2 separate regions of the Homo sapiens genome follow, and region 2 is linked to region 1. The links are chromatin loops, found by intact Hi-C in ENCODE. Cell type or tissue: adrenal gland. All regions are shown on one strand. Each heading gives the region's core, and the rest is flanking DNA. Links, peaks and the distances in the headings are about the cores only.

What was found. Hi-C counts contacts between places; a loop is a spot of excess contacts. Peaks named below come from ENCODE experiments on the same cell type or tissue, not always from the same donor. Only the 100,000 strongest peaks of a DNase experiment are listed, where the experiment ranks them.
Region 2: it touches region 1 in a loop (2.9-fold over the local background); 4 of 110 quality-filtered maps call a loop at or near these places.

What each region holds. Positions count from the first base shown.
Region 1 is chr13:40,437,631-40,442,149 of GRCh38, reverse strand. All of the region lies in intron 6 of LINC00598 (long intergenic non-protein coding RNA 598), which reads left to right. Among named protein-coding and RNA genes, the nearest start is that of LINC00598, 41 kb to the left of the region's middle. In adrenal gland, for the core only: a CTCF peak has its summit at 2,142; a DNase peak (open chromatin) is centred at 696; H3K27ac peaks cover 3,087 bases.
Region 2 is chr13:40,173,392-40,177,910 of GRCh38, reverse strand. The region is part of intron 1 of LOC124903162; the gene reads left to right. Among named protein-coding and RNA genes, the nearest start is that of LINC00332, 6.2 kb to the left of the region's middle. In adrenal gland, for the core only: no CTCF peak of the experiment used is centred there; no DNase peak of the experiment used is centred there.

The sequences.
Region 1 (4,519 bases), core at 445-4,444:
GAATCAACCACACATTGGACTTGAGATGTATTAGAACCATCCTTAAGTAGAGCCTTCTTTGAGATTGATTCAGAGTCTTGCTAAAGTGTTAATTTGCAAACTTACTCTTCTAACTATTTAGCAAAAGCGAGGGAAAATTTATTTATTTATATATTTTTACAAACAAAGGTTAATCATGTTGGATAATTTTTTTCTTTATAGGAAGGCAATCAAACAAAAGCAAAATTTAGAAGACTCTGTGTTCATGTTTGCACATAGATAACAGGGCCAAATCTGCCTCAAAGATCGTATTGATGTGATTCTTCATAGCCAGCCTCTCTCACCTTTATTCAGTGCGATTTGGGAACTACTGTATAATATTAAACTGATGGAATTGGCCCATTATGTCAAAGGACATCTGTATGTACACAGTTATTACCACACTTTTTTCCTGGTATAAACTCCTTAGTAAGGACAAGGAGCCACAACATCATGCTAATTTTTAAAAGCATTTAGATGGTGAAGCCATTATCTGTGATGGTGAAAACATGTTGGTATGCATTTAATGGTTAGGACCCTTTATCTGCAAAGGATACTTACAGGCCCAGGGCTCAGGAAACTCAAAAGGAAAGCTCCAGTTCCCATATCGAGTTGCTTGCCAGCCCTTTGGTAAGCCTTGGCAGGCTTCCACCTGTGTCCTGCCCTGGTCTGACCTCCAGAGCCTGTCAGTGCTGGCACCCTCTGAGTACGAGATGGGATGAATGGCCAGCGGCTAGTGCCATCTGAGACTTCAATCAACTTGATACCAAAGGTTAATCTCTTTCACGGGAATCACCTAATTTGTTATGGCCTGCAAGTACTTTCTAGCAGAAGCCTTTTTTCCTATGACGCCGTTTGGCTCATATGTTTAGGTATGCCTCAAGACCTCTAATAGTGTCTAAAATCTCCTGTTTGGGGAGTAATCCCTTTCCCCCTTTTTACATAGATCTTGTTCCTCGGTCTTGGGCAGACAGCATTCATGGGATTCTCTAGTTTAAGATCTTAACATGCTCTGTTTCTTGGATGTTTGGAAAATGTTTATTTGAGAGACAGAGACAGGAATGCGTTTTAGACTTTCATTCCCACTGGGCACAGAGAAATCTGATAGTGATAGAATCTCACAAATAGCTTGAGATATTCCATATCCCTCAGGAGGAGGCTGTTGCGATTTTTATCAATGAAACCTGGCTTGCTCCAGTCCATCTAAGATGATCAAAATGCTCACTCAGAAAAGCAGAATGTTACGTTGGCAATTCCCCTTTCGCACAATAAAATGAGCATGTTTTCTTCACCTACTTTCCTTTTCTTTCCTACAGCCTTCTCCTTCCCTTGGAGTTTGATGGGGTCTGATGCCCTTCTGACCTGGGAGGCTGTTTGAGGAGTTGACATTGCCTATGGGGGCAAAGAGGGGAAATGGGAGCAGAAAACAGCCTGGGATGGCCAATTGCCTCCTTTATCCACAGAAAATTGAAACACTTCAATTAAAAGGAACCATTAGAACAAGAGATTTCCATCTATAGTGTTGTCCCATATTACCAGAATGTGTTAGAAAGATGCTCCAAAACACCCGAGTAAATGTTGCCAGCATGATTCTTGGGGCTGGTGACCCTGGGTCTCAATCCCATGTCAACAAGTTACTTGTCCCCGAGTGACCCAGGGCTAGTCTCTGAGCCTCTTTAAACTTCATTATTTAGTAACTTTAAAACGTGAGTGACTGGGCCAGGCACAGTGGCTCACACCTGTAATCCCAGCACTTTGGGAGGCTGAGGCAGGACGATCACTTGAGACCAGGAGTTCAAGACCAGCCTGGGCAACATGGTGAGACCACATCTTGCTAAAAAAAAAAAAAATTAAGAAAAAAAAATGCTGCCATAGCCCTGTGGGAAGTATCCAAGATACTCCAGTCAGTAAAGGTCAGGGTCAGTTATTTGGAGGTGGAGCAGATGACAGGGCTGAGCCTACACAGCCAATTGGTCAGTTCCAGGGGTCTGGCAGCCAAGAGCTGATTGCATTGGTTTCAATTTTGTGCTACTGAGCAGTGCCTCATGGTCCAGTTTTGGTGCAGTTGAATTTGTGGAACTGGCTGTATCTGAATCTGAGGATTTAGCCCCTGCTGGCTGCTGTAAACATGTCCCTCTAGTTACTGAGCCACTGGTGTGTGGCTTCTTGCCTAATTCTGTACACCCTAGGGATGGCTTTGACCCTTAGCAAGGTGTCTTGGAGAGCTGGATTTCCAAGAAAGACCTCAGAGCTGGAAAGGGCCCTGGATCTTGCATGGTGGCTTTTCTCCAATAATAACATAGAGTAAAGGGGGCCCATGATAGGCAAGGAGAGGTGGTGCCAGAAGTGGTAGACTGCCTGGAAGTCTAAGATCCAGGGCTGAAGCTTGTCAGGAACACAGAGAAGGCGTGGGAGCAGGAAAGGCCTTGGAGGAGGGGCCGGTGGGGGGAAAACATGCAGGTAAGATTCCTTATGAGAGAGCTCCAGGCCTCATGGAACAGGTGTCCTCAGGAGCTGCAGCAGCAAGCACTACGGCTCTGCAGTTTAAAAGCCACCTTCTAGCTGAACGTGAGGCTAGTTATGAACCTTACTGTGTCTCAGCTTCCTCCTTTGTAAAGAAGGAATGATAATCTTACCTTGCTCATGGGGCCATTGAGAGCAGCTGATCCACATACATGGCTTAGGGCTGTCTGCGGCACAAAGTATCTCTCTTAGAAATGTTAGCCGTTACGTTTTTTACGGGAATGGGCCTAAGATTCTATCTCTGTGTATTTCTGTCATCCTGATCATGGGACTATCTCTTCTGCCAATCTCTTTTATTTGCTCCACTCTTTCCTTCTGCTCAGGAATCTTTAAAATCCTAATCAGAGGTATTTGTTAAGTAGTTAATTGTATGTGGCTCTCGGCTCCGTGGAGTATAATGATCAAGCTTGTTTCCTGAAAGTGAAAGTGGTTTTCTGAGCTGTCTTGGAAAATATGTGCCTGCTTTTCGGGCCCACTATTCTGAGACCAGTAGATGCTGAACAGAAGCAGGGGTGCTTTCTCTAGAGTATAAGTCAGTAATAGCAGAGGTCAGGGAGCCGTTGCCAAAGGGCTAAAGAGAATTTAGCCTGTGAACTAGATAGATAATTCTAGTTCAAATCAATGCTTAATAGAATGACAAAAGAATAATTGAAATATGAATTTAAGGGCAGTCAGATTTAAAAAATTATAACTGTTCCAGGTCTTAGGTGATCACTTTCTAGACATGAGGAACTGTGATATTCACCTCTTTCTTTTGGAAGATTATTGACGTCAGTGCTGACAGATTTAACTGTTGGTTTCAGCAAACGGATGTTAACAAAATGGACTTTAATAAGTTTATCTAAATTCCAAGAAAATCTCCAGAGCATGGGGGCATAAGCAGCAAAGGGGTTCTGAATTCCTGGAGGGTTTTTTTTTTTTTTTTTCAAAGGAGAATAAAATAGAAGAACACAATAAGATACTTTCTTTGGGCTCAATGAAAGCTGAGAGAGGAGGAAGAAAACAAGTTCATGTAGGAGAAAGATGAAATAAAAATGTGAATTCAGCAAAAAGAAAAGGAAACTGGGGCAGACTCCCAAGCAGCATACACTGCGGTGACAAAGACGTGGAAGAATTAAGGTCAAACTAGCAAAAGCAGTTCACAAGACACCACTTGCCAAAGACAAACAGGGCCGTGAGCAGGCACAACAAAATGTGACCTCTGTTCTTTATGAGGCAGGGATGAAGAGCTGATAATAATGCCATCCACCGAACAGAGATGTTTGATGTCCCTTTAAAAACCTTCTATACTTAAAAAAAAAAGAACAGGAAATAGGACAGAAGGCTCGGAGGGTGGTGGATGATGTTTCAAATGGGTTAAGGGTATTCAAGTCAGAAGTCTTAGTGTACTTACATTTCAGGGTATGAAAATGAAGTAGCCAAAGTCATTTCCAGAATGAATTTGTGCAATGGGGGAGGAACCCCAAAATTGTAAAGAGCTGTCACATCCATATACACCCGTACACATTAGTACACACACACACCACACACACACATGAAGGTTTAGGCAATAAACCCTGGGAAAAGTCTCCAAGTAAATTAGCAAGCATCTTGAATAAAATACGGTTCAGGGTAAAAGCCTTCATACTTAAAATGGGTGTCTCTGTCTAAGAAACTCTCTTGCTCTGTAGAGGGAATGGCTTCTTGGTCAAGGGGACTCACTGGATATCTTTAGGTTTCAGAGGGACCCAGTGACTGTCCAAAATGATGCTGATCAATAAACTAAGCAATACAACCAGACCAGCTACCATATGTGTTTGCCCTTTGTTCTGGACTGAGCAACTTTTCATGCATCGTGAGTTCTCCAGGTCTGATTTGCCACTATTTTTCCCAGTTTAACATTTTTTTTTTTAAGAGAAGGGTCTTGCTCTGTTGCCCAGGCTGGAGTGCAGTGGCACATTCATAGCTCACTGTAACCTCAAACTCCTGGGCTCCAGCA
Region 2 (4,519 bases), core at 423-4,422, 260 kb after region 1:
CTGGTGACATTTTTGTGCCCTCATTGAGAACCACTGCCTTAGAGTGAGGCAGGAACTCAAGTGGTCAGGAATTATGGGTTTGGTTAGATGCTTCTCTCTAAAATGTTGAGGGACTGACAAAGGTGGCCAACAACATGTACAGATTGCCTTACAGCTGCAGAACTAACTTTGTGCCCATGTGTGAGGAAACTTCCAAAGGAGGTTTTAGGATCAAGAAACCATCGGATTAAAGCACTGACCAGGGCCAGTTTATGCAAAAAGGAGTATAGGGATTGATTGAGAACTGCATGGAATATAACTAAATATCTAAGCATGAACAGAAACCTGTATTGCATGTGTATAATGATAATAATGTGGATGACAGGACTACAAGTTGCTATGTACCTGGTAAGTGACAGGAACTGTGGCAAACGCAGATTATACCCAAGTTATAATCCCACAACTGCCCTGCAAGGTGACAGTTGCCCTCTTTTTACAGATGAGGAATCTGAGGGTTAGACAGGCCCTGTGACCTACTCAAGCTTCCGCCACCAGTTGTGGTGGAGACAGGCTAAACCCCAGTTCTGTCTAATTCCAAAGGCTGTGCTGTTTTCTCTACAACATATTATATATTATCAGGATGTGGGGTGTGTGTTCCACATAAACTATTGTGAGAACTTAATTATCATGTAAGACGCAGTGTGTATTATATACACACATATCAAATATGTATATGGGTAGAGATGCTCTTAACATATAAGATCATGTGGTAGCTCACAAAACTTTATTAAATTCATAAAGCAGCTGATATTTACTATTAGAACCCCAAAACCCTCATTTGCTGGGAGTTCAGAGTTCTGAGACCCCTTGAGTTCTTTTGAATCCAAGAGAGGAGGAGACTGGGTTGTAGCAGCCGGCTAGCTGCTGTGGGTGGAAAGGGTTTGCTGCAAGGGCCGGGATCCGGGAAGGAGCCCCCTAAGTAAAGGCTTCTTCTTCTTCTTCTTTTTTTTTTTTTATCATGGAGTCTTGCTCTGTCACCCAGGCTGGAGTGCTGTGGCACGATCTCAGCTCACTGCAACCTCCGCCTCCTGGGTTCAAGTGATGATTCTCCTGCCTCAGCCTCCCAAGTAGATGGGATTATAGACATGTACCACCACGCCCAGCTAATTTTTGTATTTTTAGTAGATACAGGGTTTCACCATGTTGGCCAGGTTGGTCTCCAACTCCTGACCTCGTGATCCACCTGCCTCGGCCTCCCAAATTGCTGGGATTAAAGGTGTGAGCCACCGCACCCGACCTGGCAAAGGCTCTTGAGAACTGAAATGAAGATTCTCTAGAGCAGCTCCTTAAACTTTCATGGCAAAGAAGTCATCTACTATTTAGTTAAGCTGATTCGGATTCAGAATCTAGGGTGGGGACTGGAATTCTGCTTTCCTAATGAGCCCAGAGTGCTACTGCTGGTGCGGGTCACCCTTTAAACAGCAGCAGCAGCGGCGGCGGCGGCTGCAGAGAAGGAAACCTTATTCTTCTGAATGGTTCTCTATAAAGCAAGTCCATTGAGAAAGGAACTGGCCATAAAGAAGCTACCAGACACAAGTGGGCCAAAGTGCTAAGATGACCAGTGGAGAGGCAGGGAGAAAGGACAAATAGGACCTTCCCCATCTAATACACTATCAGATGGAGAGAGAGAGAGAGAGAGAGAGAGAGAGAGACAAGGGGCACAGTGTGGCTTAAAACATTAGAGAACAAGGGTTTTGGAGGAGTTTGTAAAATTACAACTTCATACAGCAGGTAGTAAACTTATGAAACTCATCATTTCTAAATAGATATTAAAAATATAGTTACAAAAGTGCTATAAATAAAATAGTAAATTACATCCTTGCAGTAGGTTACTGAGGGAAGGGAGGCTGTGTTGGAACATCTCCCTAACTTTTGAGGTTGGCACACATGTAAGCTCTGTGCTCATAGTTTCTAAACCAAAAATGCAGATTTATGATTCAGCAAAGGATTCTGTTTTTTTGTTTTCTGTCTCTGTCTCTGGGTGTGAGTGATACTGGAGAATGCAGTATGGATGCTAGGATATTAGCATTTCTAAGAACTTTGGATGGTTTCTGAGAACAAAATGTTAAACATTTGAAGCCAGTGTTGTACTGGGAGTATTGTACTGTTTGTGGACAGTTCTTCAGATGCTACCTTGGGCCAAATTCCCAGGTTATTCTAGTAGTACTGGGTGTGTGGAATGAAGACTGGACATGTTGTTCTGTGCTTTGGAACTAGGTGGTCTGGACCTCAATCCCTCTATGCCAGCTCTCTATTTATTCCACTACATCAGCTCCTCTTCCCTTACTTCCTAAGGTGGCTTTAGGATGTGTCTTTAAATATTCCTTTCATTACATTTCCTAAACTCACTTATTTATTCACAGATATTTGTAAATTACTATGTACCCAACACTGGGCAAATAAAGGTGAACAAAACTCTCTCTCTCCTCTCATGAAGCTTACAATTGAGTGGAAAAAAGATGGGCAGCAAAGTTTGTCCTTACTTCTCTTAATGATAACTTATTTAAAAAGTGTTAGGAAGCATAGCGCACAATTACACACACCTGGGGACAGCCTCAGATTGATGGGTCCCAGCAGGCCTCTAAGGAAATGTATTTCCAGTTGGAACCCTGAGGATGAGGGGGAGCTAGCTGGACAAAGAGTTAAGGAGATAAGAACGCTCTAGGGGTATGGCAAGATGCAAAAGCAGAGAGAGCTTGGAAGCTGGTGTTGGTGGATATCATGATTGGAGTTAAGAGTGCTCTGTTTGCTGAAACTGGAGAGACTGTTCTTAGGGGGCCTTCTATGCTGAGGTCCGTTCTGGTTCCCTCCTCCATGCACTGGAAATCCATCAAAAAGTTTTGAGCAGGAGTCTGCCTTCGTTTGCTGTGGGGCTTGGAATATTCTAACCCCAAACCCAAGACAGAGGCTTGATACTGAGGCTTGAGTTTGGACCCGGCAAGCTCAGCTGCCCAGTGGGCACTAAGATGGGCAGAAAGAGCTTCCTCAGTCACCCACTGGGATAAACTGAATGGGTTCTGTGTCATGTCCAACCTGTAAGGCACAGGTTGACTTAGTGACAGAGAAGAGGGGTGGTACGAACACGGAACACAAGAAAGGAAAGAGCTACTCATCTCCATGATTTATCCTTTGGCATAAAGTAGGCGTAGTGAGTCTCACACAGAACCCTCAGGCAATTGCCATTAATTACGTTTTGTACTAACAGAGTCTTCTTCCAGGAGTAACTAACAGAGTGCTGTGAAGACCTCAAAAACTATTTTATATTCTGCATTCTCTCACCTGCATATAGTATTCCCTCAGGTTTGGGGGATAATTTAGATTATTATCTAAAAGGATTAGCCACTTAATGGTAGCTGGTAGATTAAGCTGGAAAAGCATTTGTTTTCAATGTGTTACCATGATGAATTAGGAAAGTAATTTGCTTTCTCTGTCTCCTTTTTAAAAAATAATCTTATGATGAATGTAATTGTTTAATTTGAAGGAAGTACATTCACATTATTCTCATATACCTTGGTCCCCAAGCTAGAAATCTCTTAGCCCATAGACAGGGGGCTGATTTTTAGCCCATACTACTGCTTATGAATCAGATATCCCTTAGGAATAAAAGGGTATGAGTTTCAAACCAGAAAAGAGAAATCTTTCCTTAGCTTATAGACCCCTAATTAAATTTTCTGGAGATCCACTTGCAGTCTGGAAAAAAGGGGAAAGATGGAGCTTGGAATTCTGAATAGTTTTTAACCAAAGAATTCACTTTTCTTATATCCGTTTAACATAAAAAGTTTTCAGAAAGAAATTCTGATACTGTTGTACTTCCCTCTTCACCTATAAGCCCCCCAAAAATATATCTCAAAGGTGGGATCCTGCAAAAAAAACAAAAAACAAATAGATGAAATTCAGTGTTTGACTCCATGGGAGGGCAAGTATCGGATTAGAGAAACCAAACTGTCAAAGACTCTAAAGTCAGTATAACTGAGAACTTTGTTTAATTCTACCCAAGAGTTATCACTATTTATTTGTTTTCTGAGTGTCTTAAAGCAGTTTGGGAAGAAGTTGGGGCCATCATTTCATTCTAGCTATTTTGATGTGAGATTTTCCCCATCAATCGCCACAGATGAAGAGCTTCTCCAGATATCGTGTGGACTTGGAGATGAGGGAGAAAGTAAATCCTTAGAAGATTTGCATGTCACATGCTTAAGGCACTGGGAGATGGCCTAAGTTTAAGGTTTCTGTCTCCCTGTGAGACCTCAGCTCAAGAGTGAAAACATAAATAAATAGAAGCTCTAGAATTTCCGAAGAGAAGTGCCTGTGATACACAGAAACAATGTTAGAGAATGATCCTCTGCTTCATGATCAGCGATAACAATAATTAAAGGGTTTTGGGACCTCGGTGGTCACCGCTGCACTGTTTAATAGTAATTATTGGGTAATTACATGTTATTATAGCAGAGATATATAATCATATAATTGTTATTATTAAGCA